2 separate regions of the Homo sapiens genome follow, and region 1 is linked to region 2. Evidence: chromatin loops called from intact Hi-C (ENCODE). Cell type or tissue: heart right ventricle. All regions are shown on one strand.

What was found. A loop is a pair of places that touch in the nucleus more often than their neighbours do. Peaks named below come from ENCODE experiments on the same cell type or tissue, not always from the same donor. Only the 100,000 strongest peaks of a DNase experiment are listed, where the experiment ranks them.
Region 1: it touches region 2 in a loop (4-fold over the local background); 10 of 110 quality-filtered maps call a loop at or near these places.

What each region holds. Positions count from the first base shown.
Region 1 is chr5:170,431,435-170,439,434 of GRCh38, reverse strand. It overlaps a transcript of KCNIP1 not described here. Among named protein-coding and RNA genes, the nearest start is that of KCNIP1-OT1, 46 kb to the right of the region's middle. RefSeq lists an enhancer at 244-1,201. In heart right ventricle, CTCF peaks have their summits at 4,062 and 4,264 (motif pointing left); a DNase peak (open chromatin) is centred at 4,254; H3K27me3 peaks cover 390 bases.
Region 2 is chr5:170,787,183-170,795,182 of GRCh38, reverse strand. It overlaps GABRP (gamma-aminobutyric acid type A receptor subunit pi), which reads right to left. Exons shown (of 10, transcript NM_014211.3): 2 at 6,515-6,609; 3 at 5,936-6,054; 4 at 885-952. The coding sequence starts at 6,567. Among named protein-coding and RNA genes, the nearest start is that of GABRP, 7.5 kb to the right of the region's middle. In heart right ventricle, CTCF peaks have their summits at 3,430 and 3,630 (motif pointing right); a DNase peak (open chromatin) is centred at 3,642; H3K4me3 peaks cover 1,451 bases; H3K27ac peaks cover 3,285 bases.

The DNA.
Region 1 (8,000 bases), 360 kb after region 2:
CAGTGGCCTGTGTCGAGGGGACCTGCCTGGAAGGCAGCCCAGCCCGGGGCCCTTGTTCCTCACTTGTGCCTGCCTGCCTGCCAGGTTGCCTGCTGAGCTTCATAAATGCTTCAATTTGTGGAATTAAAGTTTCCTTCTTATTTGCATCTGGTGGCATGGGGTCAGGGAACGGGGGATGGGAGGTGAAAGCTGAAGGCTTCTGATTGATTCCTGGGCCTCCACAGCAGCCCTAACCCCATTCAGTTCACCCGGTTTATTAAGTGGGTATAGAAGCCCTTATTCCCAGCTGTTCAGTCTTCCCCAGGCATGTGAGTACAACTGATTGTTTTTTTCTCCTGTGAATCTGTCCATTGTCAGTTGATTTGTAGCCCTCCACCCTACCACTAGGATCTAAGTTGATAGAGAGGGAATATTTTCTTCCCAACAGATTCTTAGAAGCAAAAACACACAGAAGCCAGGGGAAGAGTGCTCAGAAATGGTGAAAGGTACCCGAGGGGTCTGGGTGGCGTATGGACAGGCCCACATGCAGTGTCCAGGCACAGAGGAGTACAACAAGGATGTTTCCAGCACCACAGTGTGCCGCTCGGTACAGGGTGCTCCAGATGCTGGGCAGTCCTTGGAGGGGGAATGGGGCATCAGGGAGGGCTTCCTGGAGGAAGAAACATGTCGAAGTCAGATACAGGGAGTGTTCTAGACCAAGGGAGCAGGCTGTGCAATGGCTTGGGGGTGAGAAAGAGCACGGGCTGACTTTAGAGCTTCGTGTAGCCCTCCCACCCCCACCCAAGAGTGGGGAAGTCTATGGGAGTGTGGTGAGGCTGGTGGGCTGGGCGAGTGGCTTGGGGCCTTGGCAGCCAGGATGGAGAGGAGCTTGGGTTTCATGCTGGGGTCAAGAGCAGCCTTGCAAAGGCTTTAAGCTGGGCAGGTCCGTGGGCAATTTTTAAATTTTATTTTAGAAAGCTCCCTCAGATGAGGAATTGATTTCAGGGGAGTGGCGAGGAGGCCAGGGCTGCCTCTGGGCCAGCTCCTCAGCCTAGGACAGGAGACCCTCCTCACCTCTCCAGTGTGCCCTGCTGTCCCCACACGAGGTATTTTCAAGCCCAGAGTGGGCCCTGCTCTGAGCTCAAGCCAGAGTTTGAACACTAGAGCCTTGTCTGCAGTGACCCAAGGGGCTGACAGGAAAAGCTCAGTACTGGTCTGGGGTCCAGGCTGAGGGAGAAGGGGTGGCACAGCCTGTGTGGGAAGGAGAAGCCACTAACAAGGCTGGGCAAGGTTTGGGGCCTGAGTAACATCTGGAGGGACGGAGAGAGCCAAATTCCACTGGGGTCAGAGAGCCTTCCAGAGCCTCTCGATAAAGCCAGTCCTCCAAGCCTTGAGTCTCTGCATGTGTTTCTGGAAATACTGAGGCTGGTGCCAGGAAGCACAGCGGGGAGCAAACAGGGGGCTCTGTGGAGGGACCAAGGCTAGGAATGGTAAAATGGTGTGAAATCGGGGGATTGGCCTCAGAGCCAACTCCGGGGAAGGAGCTTGGTGGCCCAAGGTTTGTTCGGTCATGTGCTGATGGCCCAGGAGATCACCTCAGGGCTGCTCTGAAGGCTGTGCAAAGGCCCAGAGGTAGGGGAAACCTGGATGGTTTGGGATCTTCTTGCAGTTCCATCTGAGAGAGGGAAGAGGTCAGAGGAAGCATGGCGGGCTGGAGGATTGCCTTCCTCTGTGGACCCTGTCCAGAGTGGCTGCTCAGGGCTCAAGGGCAGAGTCCCGCTTTGAAGGGGAGGGTCCGTTCTGCTCCGGCCGGTCCACCTCCTGTCTCTGAGCCTGCTGAGGAAGATACCTGTGCTGCACTGGATTTCAAGCCCTTGCTCACTGGCCCAACAGCCCTGGTTCAAATCTTGGCTCTGCTCCCTTGGGAAGGTTGCTTCATGTCTCTTGGCTCATCTCTGGTCTCTCAAATGGGGGTGAGCAGAGATTTGAAGGTTTGTTTGGAGGATCTCACAAGTCAATACACATTCATGGCCGTTGAGTGACTGGCCTGCAGACAGCCATGGTTGTGAGGGAGTTCAGGACACACTGTCCCAGATCTGCCACCTTGGCATTTGAGAAAACCACAGAAGAAGGAAGGTCGCTCTCTGACCTTCTCCTGCCCTTCTCCCCTGAAGCAGGCCATAAAAGAATTTCCTGAATTTATTCTCAAGTGGGTCATGAAACCTTCATTTAAGAGGTGCCTTCCCTAGACCCACAGGGAAGGAAAGTCCTTCTCTATGAAGATGCAGAGACGCAGAGAAGAATCTGAAGAAACAGGCCTTCCAAATGCCACTTAGGTCATTACCATCAAATCATACCCCCATTTTCCGATTATACTTCTCCACAATTATCTGCTTCTTCATCAAACTTGGCAAAAAATCACATAGATGTCCCTGTTTCTTTGGGTCTTCATTTCTCAAGGCTCCCATGTCACACAAAACTTAAATTACTTGGTTGCTTTTCTCTTGTGAGTCTGTCTTTTGTTACAGGTGCCTCAGCCATGAACCTAGTGATGGATGAGGAAAGAAATCTTTTCTCCCCTACAGATGCACTTTTAAAACAAACTTATGGGGCTGTTATGGGGCCTGGAAACAAGGGCCATGAGAGGGCTTGTGGGCTCTAAACAGCTGGGCATGTATTAGTATTCTTCTAGGTCTAGACTGGGCCTCTGGTCAAGAATGGGACCCCAATCAGGAAGTCTGAGCTAAAACACTGCAGAAAGCAGAAAACAGGGGAACACACACATGCACGGGCACAGACACAAGTACACATGCATGCATGCATGCACACACCTGCGCTGCAACACCTGGGAACTTGTCGAAATGCAATTTCTCTGGCCTCATCTCAGATTTACTGAGGTCAGCTCTAGGGGCGGAGCCAGCTCTCGGGGTTTCCGTGTTCCCTCCTGGGGATTCCAGTGCTGACCCAAGACTGAGAACCACTGAGCCGGATGGGCGATCGCCTTCATTCTGGCCTCAGTCCTGGCAGCTGTGCCCTGTGACCCAGTGGGAGGCCTGTCATCCTTTAAAGCTGGTCCCTGAGACCTTTCTGCTCACCAGGCGGAGCAGGAACAGGCCCTGCAGGGTAGCCTCCTGACTGCCTAATATTGTGGGCATTCTTTACCCAGCGTCTACAGTCTCTCCTGCAAATTAATAACCTCGAATGGCCGGAATTTGCATAATGGCTCTCCTGTCCCCATCATGGGCCTTCATTAATTGTTTTAGAATACTATCTCATTGCCTAGAGCAGTGGCTCTTTGATTCTGTGGGCCTCAGAACCCCCTGGAGAACTTATGGAAAGGTAAATGCTCAGCCCCACATCTTCTCGGCTCCACAGTCCTGTAGGGTGGATTGAAGACGCATGTGTACTTTACAGAGGATTGGGACGAGGCCAGGGTCTTGGTCAATGAAGGGCTTTGGGCATGGTGGGCAGGAATGTGGGTGTCTGATTGAGATCGAGGGGGCAGTGCTGCAGCAATTTGCAGGCCCTGGCTTAAGAAGGGAGTGGTCTGGCTCAGGTAGTGGTGGCCTCCCTGCGCATGAAAACAAGAAGATGATGTAGGAAAGGGAGAGAAATTCCAGGTACCTGTCCTTGAAAGAAGGTCCTCTGGGTGGTCTCCCCAAGATGTAACCTGAAAAACAATAGCATTGTTTCCTGAGCACCTTGCTGGGCTCCGTGCACGTGGTCCCTCACTTACTTCTCCTGTAACCCTGTGGGGTACGGATTTTATCCATCACTCCAAGGGTCAGTGAAGGCTTGTCCATAATCACATAACAAGGCAGGAATAAGCATGGCCCTGTCCTCTTCCAGAGCCTGTGCCTTCAGCATCATCTTATGCCTTCTCCTCCTGGGAGAGAATGGCAAGGGGAAATAGCTCACTTGGCCCCGGTGAGCTTGCAAAAAAGCCCCAAAAACCATCCTGTCCAGCCCCGCTCTCCAGATGAGGAGGCGGAAACTCGGGGGTGTTGGGGGTGCGCTGTCTGCACCTACAGGCGCTGGGGCCCTCTGCCCTGGAACACAAGCTCAAAGTCCCGTTTCTGGTTTGCAGTGAACCTCTGAAATATGCTAACAGAGTCCAGAAAGACCTCAGAAGCTGGGGATGAGGCAGGGTGTCTGTGATAATGTCCGGGACTTCTCCGGCCTGCAAAGAAGTACAGGGGAGACACCGAACCCAAGAGGCTACACGTTGTAGCAAAATTTCACCTAGAAAAAGCCAGCCTGTGGCCTGTGCTGCCCTCTGCTGGGCACCAGGTGGTACTGGCTGCAACTGGCCAGGGCCGGCTCCCTGGGTTGGGTGGGCCTCAGGCCAGGCTACCAGGAGGAAATTGTCTGAGGACCTGACGCTGGCCCCTTCTGCCCCAGCCCAGACAGGCTCACATCAGTGGCGTCCAAGGCCGTGGGCTGGCAGCTGACTGAGAGCTGGGCGTTCCCTTCCATCCTGTATTTTACTGATAGATGGATTGAGATGGAGTCTCGCTCTGTCGCCCAGGCTGGAGTTCAGTGGCACGACCTTGGCTCACTGCAACCTCCCCTTCCTGGGTTCAAGTGATTCTCCTGCCTCAGCCTCCCGAGTAGCTGGGATTACAGGCTCGTGCCACCACGCCCGGCTGATTTTTGTATTTTAAGTAGAGATGGGGTTTCACCATGTTGACCAGGCTGGTCTCAAACTCCTGACCTCAACTGATCCATCCGCCTCGGCCTCCCAAAGTGCTGGGATTACAGACATGAGCCAGCGCACCAGGCCCCATCTTGTTTTTAGAGGAGGTGTGATAGTCATCTCACCCCACCCACCGACCCGTCCCCCAGTCAACCCAGGTCCCTGGCTGCTGCTCCTAGTCTGCAGAGACCAGGAAAGACAGCAGCTTCCTGCCTGAGCTTCCCTGGTGCACATCCTACCTCCAACCTGAGTGCTCTTACAATTCCCTATCCTGATCTCCTGGGGAGAGGTATGATGATACCCTATCCAGGATGCCACCCGATTGGGGGCTGGAAAGCAAACACCCCAGGAGGCCTCTCACTCCAGCCCATAGGATAATATTAACAATACTTGACATTAACTGAACACTGGCTATATTTCATGCTCTATTCTAAATGTGTGTGTATATATATATGCTTACATACATACTTAATCTTGTATGTATATGCGTACATGCGTAATTCTCACTTAATATGAATCTTAACACATACATACTTAATCTTCATAAGAAACTTATGAGGGAGGTACTGATATTATTCCCATGTTATAGAAAACAAAAAATTGAGGCTCAAAGAAGTTCCACAGATAGTTTGGGGCCCGATAGCCAGTAAGCAGCATTTGAACCTAGATAGCTTGGTTCAGCTTTGGTCACTTTTCTTAAGCGTGATGAGAAAAGTGGGCACAAATCTACAAAACTCTTTTTGAGGTCAGAACAAAGAAATGCGGCCCAATCAAGGCAGTCAGGCTGGGAAATGGGAGCTAAAGTGAGCAGGAGGCCCCTCTGCATGGAGACAGGAAAGAGTGTGGTCTCTACAGCCAGGTGGGCCTGGAAGAGGGTCCCCCACTGCCCCGATGAGCTGTGAAATCCTGGGTAAATTGGTGCCTTGTTCTGAGCCTCAACGTCCTCATTTGTAAAATAATAAGGGTTTCGGTAAACGTTAAATGAAACAGTGAAGAATTTAGCATAGTGCGTGACATACAGCAAGCCCTCAACAGAGGCAGATTTCCTTTATTCCTTTGACATTGGACTTGGCTACCAAATGATCTGGAGGAGGCAGATGTAGTGGTGATGACAAGGATGCTGATGATCTACCTGCTCATTATCACTGAGCATCTCCTCTATTTACTTAATAGCTATTAATGGCTATTGTTTGGCTAGAGTATATGAGCTTTGGATTTACTTTTTGTTTCATTTCAGTGGTTCAACCATAAAGCTTTTAAAAACATTGGTACCAGCCAGGTACAGTGGCTCATGCCTATAATCCCAGCACTTTGGGGTGCCGAGGCGGGCGGATCATCTGAGGTCAGGGGTCCGAGACCAGCCTGACCAACATGGTGAAATCCCATCTCTACTAAAAATAGAATAATTAGCCAGGTGTGATGTTGGGCGCCTGTAATCCCAGCTACTCAGGAGACTGAGGCAGGAGAATCGCCCGAACCCAGGAGGCAGGGGTTGCAGTGAGCCAAGATTGTGCCACTGTACTCCAGCCTGGGTGACAGAGCGAGACTCCATCTCAAAAAATAGTAATAAATAAAATAAAAAGAAACAAAAACATCGGCACCTGGGTTCTACTGATTTAATTAGACTGGGACTGTATCAGGTCACGATACTTTCTTTGTGTTTGTGAACCTCAGGTGGTTCAAATTGTGTGTCTGGATTGAGAGCCATGGAGAAGATTTCCCTCCTGCCCAGTCTCCTCCTATTTAACACTCATCTAATCCTTTAGACCTCAGCTTAAATGTCACTTCTTTAAAGAGACATTCCCTGATCGCTTAGACCAGGCCCCACTTCCTTTGTTTTACACCATTGTAAATCCCTATTCCTTTCCTTCAGAGAGAATTTATCTCATTTATATTTATTCTTCTGGTCATGTCAATACTATCTGTCACCCTCACTAGACAGTTTATGCATCTGTAAAATGGGGATATTAATTTCCACCTCAGAAGGTTGTAGCGAGGATATAATAACAAAATGTAGGGAAAGAGCCCGGTTCAAGGTAGTCTTTGTGAATGGCTGCTCACTGCATCTTGTCCCAGGAGTCTCTTGGGATAACACATCATCACTTTCTGATTTCCAAAAATGAACACTTGCCAGCTTCAGAGCGTTAGGCTGGCTTTAGTTTCTCTGAATTTAGGCTACCAAGTGGTTCTCATTTCCCATCTGAACTTCTCTGATTATATGGGCTCGTATCATAGCCCCCACCTCCAAGCCATGAATATTCTACCGAACCCTCAAGTGCCAGCTCTGAGCTAGCATTCTTATTGTGTCCAGCTGGCCTGTCTTTTTAATAATCAAGATGATTTGCTCAATAAATATTAATTAACTAAGGATTAGGTTAGGTGCCAGGCACCATTCCCAATACATATATTATCTCATTTAAGCAGTTTTGCTGTTTAAATAAAGCTAATCCTCTTGTTTCTAGTTAAAACCTACAATACGTGTCTGCAGGGGCAGGGGTTGATATAAATGAGTGCAGGAAGGGATTTTTTTGTGGGGTGATAAGTCCTTTGGCTGCTGGGAGCTCAGGCTTTATCAGAAGCCCCTGTTTTTAGCTCTACCGAATTGTTTTTACACAAGCCCAGAACTGCCAGATTGCCCTACTTTTAAAGAGAAACCAGCAACTTGCTTTTTTATATGAAAACCTCAGCTGTAAGAAGATGGCTCAATGTGAAAAAAAAAAAAAGAGAAAGAGAGAGACACAGAGAGAGAGAGAGATAAAATGCCATTGAGGCCAAACAGCTCAACCATGAGATGGAATCTGCCCACCAGCAACCCCTCAGGCCTGAGCCTTAGAGAAGAGAGTGGAATGTCCTGGGGGACAGCAGAGGCAGGTGTCAGTGGAGAGGCAGAGACAGAAGGAAGTCTGGAGGGAAAAGGCCAAAACCAGACCCATCTCCTCAAGTCCAGAAAGGTGCTGAGCTCATGGGTCCTGCTGGGTAGGTGGCAGAGCCTTGGCGGGAATGCCTGGCCCCCTTGCACCAGGTCTGGGGAGCTCAGCCCGTGTAGACCCTGGATGCCCCGGCAACCTCTGTCTTCCAGGGCCCCCGTGGGCTTGGCTGAGAAGGAAATGAGGAGGCCTTCTCTCTGGTTGGATCCATTTGGGAGATCTTGTTACTTCTTGCCACCACCCTTTCCCACCAGGTGACAGCTTGAAGTGTTAAGTTCCTCCATTGAACCCAGGTAATTTCCTGGAAATTTCTCAGCTGCGTGGGGATCCCAGCTGTAAGCAGAGGTCAACGAATGTGATTTCTTTCCCCATTTTCTCACCACCACCTAAAATCCCCC
Region 2 (8,000 bases):
AATGGATGGGGGTAGTGGGTGAGAAAACCCCACCAAATGGAGGAAAGTGGTCAAAGTTTACTCCCCTCCCCACCTCCACTTAGAGCAAGAATACACAGACTTTGGTGAATAAAGTTACCATTCTAATTGCAATATGCCACTACCCCAAGACTGGGGTAACTGATAAGTCACTCCAGTTACCCCAGTCTTGGGTTAGTGGCATATTGCAATAAGAGAACAAATCGCCTTATTTATTCTAGATAATAGCTCCTATTGCCAAAAGGGAACGCCATGTTCAAGACTTTAACTTACTTGGTGTGACAGCTCACATTGCACTGATCACTAAGGCCCCACCAAATTGTTGAATTTTTTGGTGGGCTAAGTGCTTAGGTTGTCCACGATTTATCTGGAATGCACAGCATACCCTCTTGGCAAACTGCCTTTAGTTTGCCCTTGTCTCGAATATGTTCTCTTAAGGGAGACAGTCGTTGTCAGCATCAGCTGTCAGTTTTCCTCGGGTTGTCTCCCCCATTATAAAAGACCATGTAATGGCCAGGCTTGCCTACTACACTTTCATTCCTTTCCCCAAATTTTATCCATCACCAAGTGTACCCACTTCATTGCCTGGTTTCTCTCCTTCTGGCTCTTGAACCGATTTTCTTCCTGCTACTCAGGAAATCTGCTCTACAAGAATCTTCCATTGTCTTACTCAGAAAATCTGCTCTACAAGAATCTCCCACTGTCTTGAGTTTGGAGATAGCACTCCAGCTTCTGCCATTCCAAATGGAGGAGGGCCATGAGCCATTCTTTTTTTTTTTTTTTTTTTTTGAGCGGCTAGAAAGCATATCCCCTTTAAACACACAGAGAGGGACTACTTGGGTAGAGTACAAAGGAACAGCGCTTACCATGTTACTCTCTGAAATGCTAGAGATACTTGCAATGTCCAGAGTCAGCGCTATCTGTACGGGTTCTCCTAAGATAAAAAAAAACAAGAAAGAATGGAAACACAACCATGAGCTGTCTTAATACTATATTAGTGCATTCTAAAAAAGATTAAAATTACAAAAGTTGTGCTTGGTTGTTAGAAAAATTTAAATATTCTATAAATATAAAAAGAAAAATTTTCTTATCCCCTCTCAAGAGTAACCATTGTGTATGGTGTGCCTCTCTTTTGTATGAAAAATATGCACACATACATAGGTATCTTAATATGTAAGAGAGACTACCTGCATAATTAATGCTTTTTAATTATTATTATTATTATTTTTGAGACAGAGTTTCACTCTTCTTGCCCAGGCTGGAGTGCAATAATAGCACGATCTCGGCTCGCCACAAACTCCGCCTCCCAGGTTCAAGCGATTCTCCTGCCTCAGCCTCCCAAGTAACTGGGATTACAGGCATGTGCCACCAAGCCCGGCTAATTTGTATTTTTTTCTCCATGTTGGTCACGCTGAATTAACGCATAAGGAACATAGTGCTAAGACATTTGCCACTTCTTACATGGAGGGTTTTTCCTATGGCATTTGTAAGGAACTAATTGTTTAGAAAGGTAACAGATTTGGTAATCTGATTGCGCACAGATGTTGTTTTATCCCCCACTTGGCTAAGTAAATTTACCACAAGAGGCATTCAAGACTCATGGCTGAGCTTTTGCTGACCTCCTGATACTTTGCTTCTCTTCCTTTACTCTCCTGGAACCCTAAACAATTTAGAATTTCAGAACCTCCACACTTGGTCCAGTGTGCAGACTGTTGGGCCTCAATCCTGGAGTCTCAGCAGACAGATTGAACTTCAGAGAGAGAGAGTTCTATCTCTAGAGACTGAGGTGTCAGAGCCACCTTCAAGAAGCCAGGCCAGGTCAGGGAAGTTTACTTCTCTTTATATGGAGATGTGGAATAATGGACCTAGATCCCAGCTCTGTCACCTCCCAGTTCTTTATTTGGGAAAAGTTATTAAATCTTTCAGAGCTGCAGTTCTCTTACCTGCAAGTGGAGATCATACTGACATCACAGGGTCATGGGAAGGGCTAAATGAGATTAGACGTGTGACATTGTCTTTGTGGAGTGGCGGCAATGGGGAGTGTAAGAGAAGTGCCTGCCTAGCCGGACATCCTGAAGGTGTTCATCATTGGTTATCTGTACAAAGCTCCCAGCGTCATGTCCATCAGTCACGTAATAATAGGCGCTCAATAATGGCATTTCCCTTCCCTTCCCCCTCTCTTCCGTAATCCTAGCTAATTTTGGAAAAGGGACAACTTTATTCACCAGGCTAATAGATGCAATAGCATTCACTTGCAATAAATAACCCCCGGGGGTACCTCAGGGGACTGTGATAATGCATTAACCAGGAAGAGGCCAGGCGGATTTCAAAAGAAGCTTAAAAACATCTCATCGGTAGGAATACGGCAAGGCAAACTACTTATTAATCTAAGGAGACTAAGCCATAGGATATAGGTAGGAATTTGAAAATGAAGTGTTAGAGCCAATGCAATTGAACAATAATTGAATGTTAATATCTGGTGGGAAAGGGCGAGATCTTTGAGGGCACACCCTGGAAGGTGCTGGAGTGACCTGGTGCTAAGTGGCTTTCTGCCCCTCTGGGCAGCAAGGTGCAGCTCTGAGACGAGAAGCCTGGAGTCAGAGACAGGTGTTTGAATTCCACTCAGGCCACCTAACAGCTTTGTGATCTTCAGCAAATTTCAAGTTTCTCTGTGCTGCAGTTTCTCTTCTTTTTCTGTCTTTCTTTCTTTCTTTTTTTTTTTGAGATGGAGTCTCCCTCTTGTCGCCCAGGCTGGAGGTGCAGTGGTGCAATATGGCTCACTGCAACCTCTGCCTCCTGGATTCAAGTGATTCTCCTGCTTCGGCCTTCAGAATAGCTGGGATTACAGCACCCACCACCATGCCCAGCTAATGTTTGTATTTTTAGTAAAGATGGGGTTTCACCATGTTGACCAGGCTGGTCTCTAACTCCTGACCTCAGGTGATCTGCCCACCTCAGCCTCCCAAAGTGCTGGGATTATAGGCATGAGCCACTGCGCTTGGCCTATGCTACAGTTTCACACCTGTAAAACAGAGCTACTAGAGCCACTGTGGTTTGAATGTTTGTCCCCTCCAAAACTCTTGTTGACATTTAATTGCCATTGTAAGAGTGTTAAGAGGTAGGACCCTTAAGAGGTGATTAAGCCTCATGGTGGAACTGGTGCCATGATAAAAGGGCAAGTTCAGCCCTCTCCTGTCCTCTCTCTCACCCTCTCACCTTCCACCATCTGATGACACAGCAAGAAGGCCCTTGCCAAATTCCAGCACCTTGATATTGGACTCCTCAGCCTCTAAAACTGTGAGCCAATAAACTTCTGCTCATTATAAATACTCAGCCTCAGGTATTTTGTTATAGAAGCACAAAACAGACTGAGACAAGTGCCAACCATTGAGAGTTGGGTTGGCACGGTTACGGCATCTACTTTAAGTGCCATAGATCCGTGTTAGTTGCCCTCCCTGAAGAATGCAGAGAATGGAAAAGACACGAGAGCTCCACTGTGCTTTCTGTCCAGTTTATATTCTACACCGTCTAATCTAGGCTTTGCCTCAATTGGCTTTTCTACTGGACCAGAGCTTGCTCTTTCTTCCCCTTGAGTTATAAAAGCAAGCTGTGCCACCAGAGGGCAGCTTTCTCCCAGGAACGAGGTCAAAGCCAGCTCCTGGGTAGTGTTCACTAGTGCCTGCTTACAAACCTTTGCTTTGTCCAGCTCAATCCCTAAGAAATCCTATGAAGGTCTTGTCTCTTTTGGACTTGGGGTCCTGAAAACTGGGTGCACAGACATTACAGAGAGCAATGGCCCTCCGTGGGCCTCCAGCCTGCCATGCAAGTATAGGGATTTTCAGGAGTGAAGTGCCAAGAGGCACAAAACAAGGGGTATGGGGTTGTGCTTTTCCCTTTTTTAAACTGAAGACTCCATGCCCCATTTTCACCCCAGGTGGGATGAGGCATCACATCCCTTTAGGCCTACCCCAGGCTCCCTGTTCTCAGAATGAGCTCCTTGCCCAAGGACCCTGCACCTTGTTGGCCAGTGAGTAGGCAAACAAGAAGGAGTGTATTCTGACTTAATTGTTTGGGGTTTGGGAGGCAAGAGAAATTGTTGAGTGGCACTAACCAAGGCGTGCAGACTCACGTGCTTGTCATACGTGTTCAGTAGGGCCTGGGAAAACCAGGGGATATTGGAGCCTCTTTAGGTTCTTTAATGTCAGGATCTCACATCTTAATTGTGTCTCAAATCTGAATGAAAATGCATCTCTCCCATCTCCAACTGAGCAGGTGTGATTGACTGAGGGCCTCGGCTGCTGTGCTTTGGAATCTACCACCACACTTGCTCCGAGGCCACACTTCTCATGGGCCACAGCCAACCACAGACTGAACACAGTGGGGATATCAAAGTGGCCTGTTCCTGGGAGGCACAGAGATGGGAGACTCCTCTGAATGCACCTGTAGCTCAAGGACTCCCTGGTGGTCATTCCAAACACTGAGGACTGCCCTTCCATCTAAGATGCTTCCACCCAACCTCCCTTCCTTCCCTCTCTCCTTCCCTGAGGCCAGACCTGCAGGTCTGACAGCTCTCCTAGCTTGCCTCTCCCGCTGCCTCATTCTCCCTTCTAGACATAGTCCCCCTAAATAGCTTGAAGAAGTCATCAGCTCTTGGCATCTGCTGCCCGGAGGATCTGGACTACCACATGAATCTTAGATCAGACCAGAGGGTTTTATTATCTGAGGGGAGGAGCAAGGAGGAGAAGGGATGAAAATAACCCACACTCTGTTGATGGGGCAGGCACTGTGCCTCAGGCTTACACACTTCATTCAGTCTTCCCTGTGAGATAGATGGATGTCCCCATTTTACAGAAAGGGACAGTGAGGCACAGAAGGCTAAACCACTTGCCAAGCAGGAGAGCTAGGAGCCAAACTCAGGTTTGTTAAATGCCAAGGCTCTTTCTGTTGTTTTCTGCTATGAAGAGCTGTGCAGTTGGCCTCACTCCCTCCCTCCTTGCTTTATTCTTTCAACAGATATTAATCAGCAATTTGTTATATGTCACGCACTGAGCTTCTATGGGGGATAGTGAGGGAAATGAAGTCAGACTCCTTCTAGGGCTGCAGCCTGGAGCCGGGACAGACATGAAATCAGTTATAGCATAATGGGAACGGCTATGATTTTGAGGCATGTTCACAAGGAAGTGTGAAGAAAGGGGATGGGGCCTGGAGGAATCAGGGGAGGCTTCTCAGAGAAGGCAGCGTTTGCTCTGAGACATGATGGAAAATTGATATTTTCTAGGGAGTCAAGTTTAAAGAAGCAATTCCAGGAAGAAAGCCTCTGTAAAGGCATAGAGGCAGGAGAGGCCAGGGATGTCAGGGAGCATTCTGAGTACACTGGGGAGCATTGTAGGAGGGGAAGGAGCGGGGACTTGGGTGGATGAGAATGGCAGACAGATAAAGGCTGGGCTGGGAAGGGCCTAGTGTGCCTGGACTCTACGCGAGCATGCTGGGACACATACAGGTGTTCCAACAGGGCAATGACCCAGGAGGCATCCAGATGGCAGTTTGGGGAGTCAGCTGAAAGGGCTCAGGCTGGAGGGGGAAGACCAGATGGGGTAGCCTGGTGGCGCATGGTGAATTCATTGAATAATGACCCTGGAAGTGGGGGCAGGAGGACGACAGTGTGTGAGTGTTAGGAGGCTCTTGCAGCCTCCACAGTGAGAAGGAGCATTCCTTTATCTTGCAGGTGGAGAGGCTGGGTGCCTTTTTCCAGGCAGTGTGAAAAATCATTGGTAGCCATCCTCATCCATCATTGCCAATCCTTAACAGGCTGCAGATCAGAAAATGGAGTCAACTAAAACCTCCCGAAACCCTCCACTGCTTATTGTCTCTGTTTTCGTCCCTTTGAATGATGTCCTGGACACAGAGGATGACCTACCACCAAAATTGGGCCTGAGAAATTTGTTATATCCTGCTGTGAGGTTCTCAAAGCCAGGCAGGGAAAGCTTGTCACTTCTGCCGACCTCGACGTTGAACTGACTCCCCTGGATGCACATCCTGGAAAAGAAATGGGCTTTGTTGTGTTTGCTTGTTTATGTGTGAATCAACACGTGTACACACCCTTGAGCTTGTGTTTGCCCACGTGTGTGTGGGTGTATGTGCCTTGCCCATGTACCAGCAGTGACATTCCTACAGAAAAATCTCTTAGTTTTCAGCTATTGAGTTAGTATCTCCATTTTTTACCCATTTGCCATAGATCAAAATATCATGGTAATTTGGAAACCCTCCAAGTCTCTTCTTTAAAAACATAAGGGTTCATTCATCTATGACCATATTGGAAGCTTGTGTTCTGTAAATAGAGTAAATGGCAGGAAGTTTCATTGTTCGGTGCTCCAGGGAAGTGAGTGGACCGGGTTTTGCCTTGCTGTGGGTGAATAGGAGGAGCTGCCCCCTCCCACCACATGCCCGAATGCAAAGCAACGCAGATGGAGGCCATTCTGGGGGTAGCAAAGCTCACCTCTCAGTGAAGAGACTCAGACACACGAAGGCCAAGTGGAGGCTGTAGTTCATGTTGAGAAGCTGCTCACACCAAGGGGCTGAAGTAGGAATCACCTGGGAAACAGGGGGCAAGGTAAGTGGAAGGCCGTGCAACAGGCTCACCTGCTCCTGGCCAGCCTCTCTCTCTGGTGGGTGGTCGGTACAGCATTTTCTCAGCATGCATAGGAAGCAGCCTCTTTCCATACCTTTCGGTTACAGCTCCTTCTCCCTGTGTTCCCTCCAGGAATGACTTCATTTTGGAGGATTATGTTTTTTTTTTTTTTAATTTTTTATTTTTTTTAAACAGGGCCTCACTCTGTCATCCAGGCTGAAGTGCAGGGACATGATCTCGGTTCACTGCAGCTCAACTTCCCAGGCTCCAGCGATGCTCCCAACCTTAGCCTCCTGAGTAGCTGGGACTACAGGCATGTACCACCACACCTGGGTAATTTTTTTGTATTTTTGGTAGAGATGGGGTTTCATCATGTTGCCCAGGCTGGTCTCGAACCAGCTCAAGCGATCCATCTGCCTTGGCCTCCCAAAGTGCTGGGATTACAGGCATGGGCCACTATGCCTGGACCAGGATTATGTTTTAAATCTATCCCAAATTAAGACTGGGACCTTGTTTGGAGAGTGGTTCATCAGCACCAGAAATGCAGCCAGTTTATCCTCTGGGCCATATCTGCTGGGAGCCAAGGCTATCCTTGCCCTGTCCTTGTCCCAGCTTTACCAGGAAGGACACTCTCAACTCTACACTCACCTTGACCAAGCCAGACATTCTTTTATTTATCCCCAGGTCTAGGCTTGTGGGGTCAGTCATGTAGACAGGAAACAAAAACCTGAGAGCCTCCAGTGTCAGGAGGTCATGAGTTAGGTGCTGTCCCACAGAGCTCACTCCATCCTCACAGTGGCCTTGTGTGGTGGGCGGGTTAATCCCTATATTATTACGACAAGGAAACAGGTGCATGGGAAGGACACCATGCTAGTGAGTGCCAGGGGAGACTTTGAATCCAGGGCTGGCTGCCTCCCCCCCGGTACTCTCTTCCTTCAGAGCAGGCTGGGGCCTGGGCCTTAGTTGACCCGAGGATCCTTGCTGCTGTCGTGACCTCCTAGACCTTGTCCCTGTGTTTCCTGAAGCCTTCCAGCTGGTGTGTATGTGAGGACCATCCGTGGGGCATGGCCCAGGGGCCCGGCCTCCTCAGCTTCAGGAGCTGCTGTCAGGCGTCCCTCTGAGGGAGCAGGGGGTAGCCAGGCAGGCCAGCCTGTGACCTGTCATGCTGGTGACAGCAGAATGGGGGTGCTCAGGCTCAGGCCCCATTCTCAGGCAGCCCTGGGTTGATTACCTTCTCTGTGGCAACTTCTGTGAAACAAGCCACTTTCTAGAATCTGGCCATTCTGGAGCTTAGGGCATGATTCAGCCACTCATTAATGTTATTTTACTTTCAAAACCAATACTCGCTCACTGT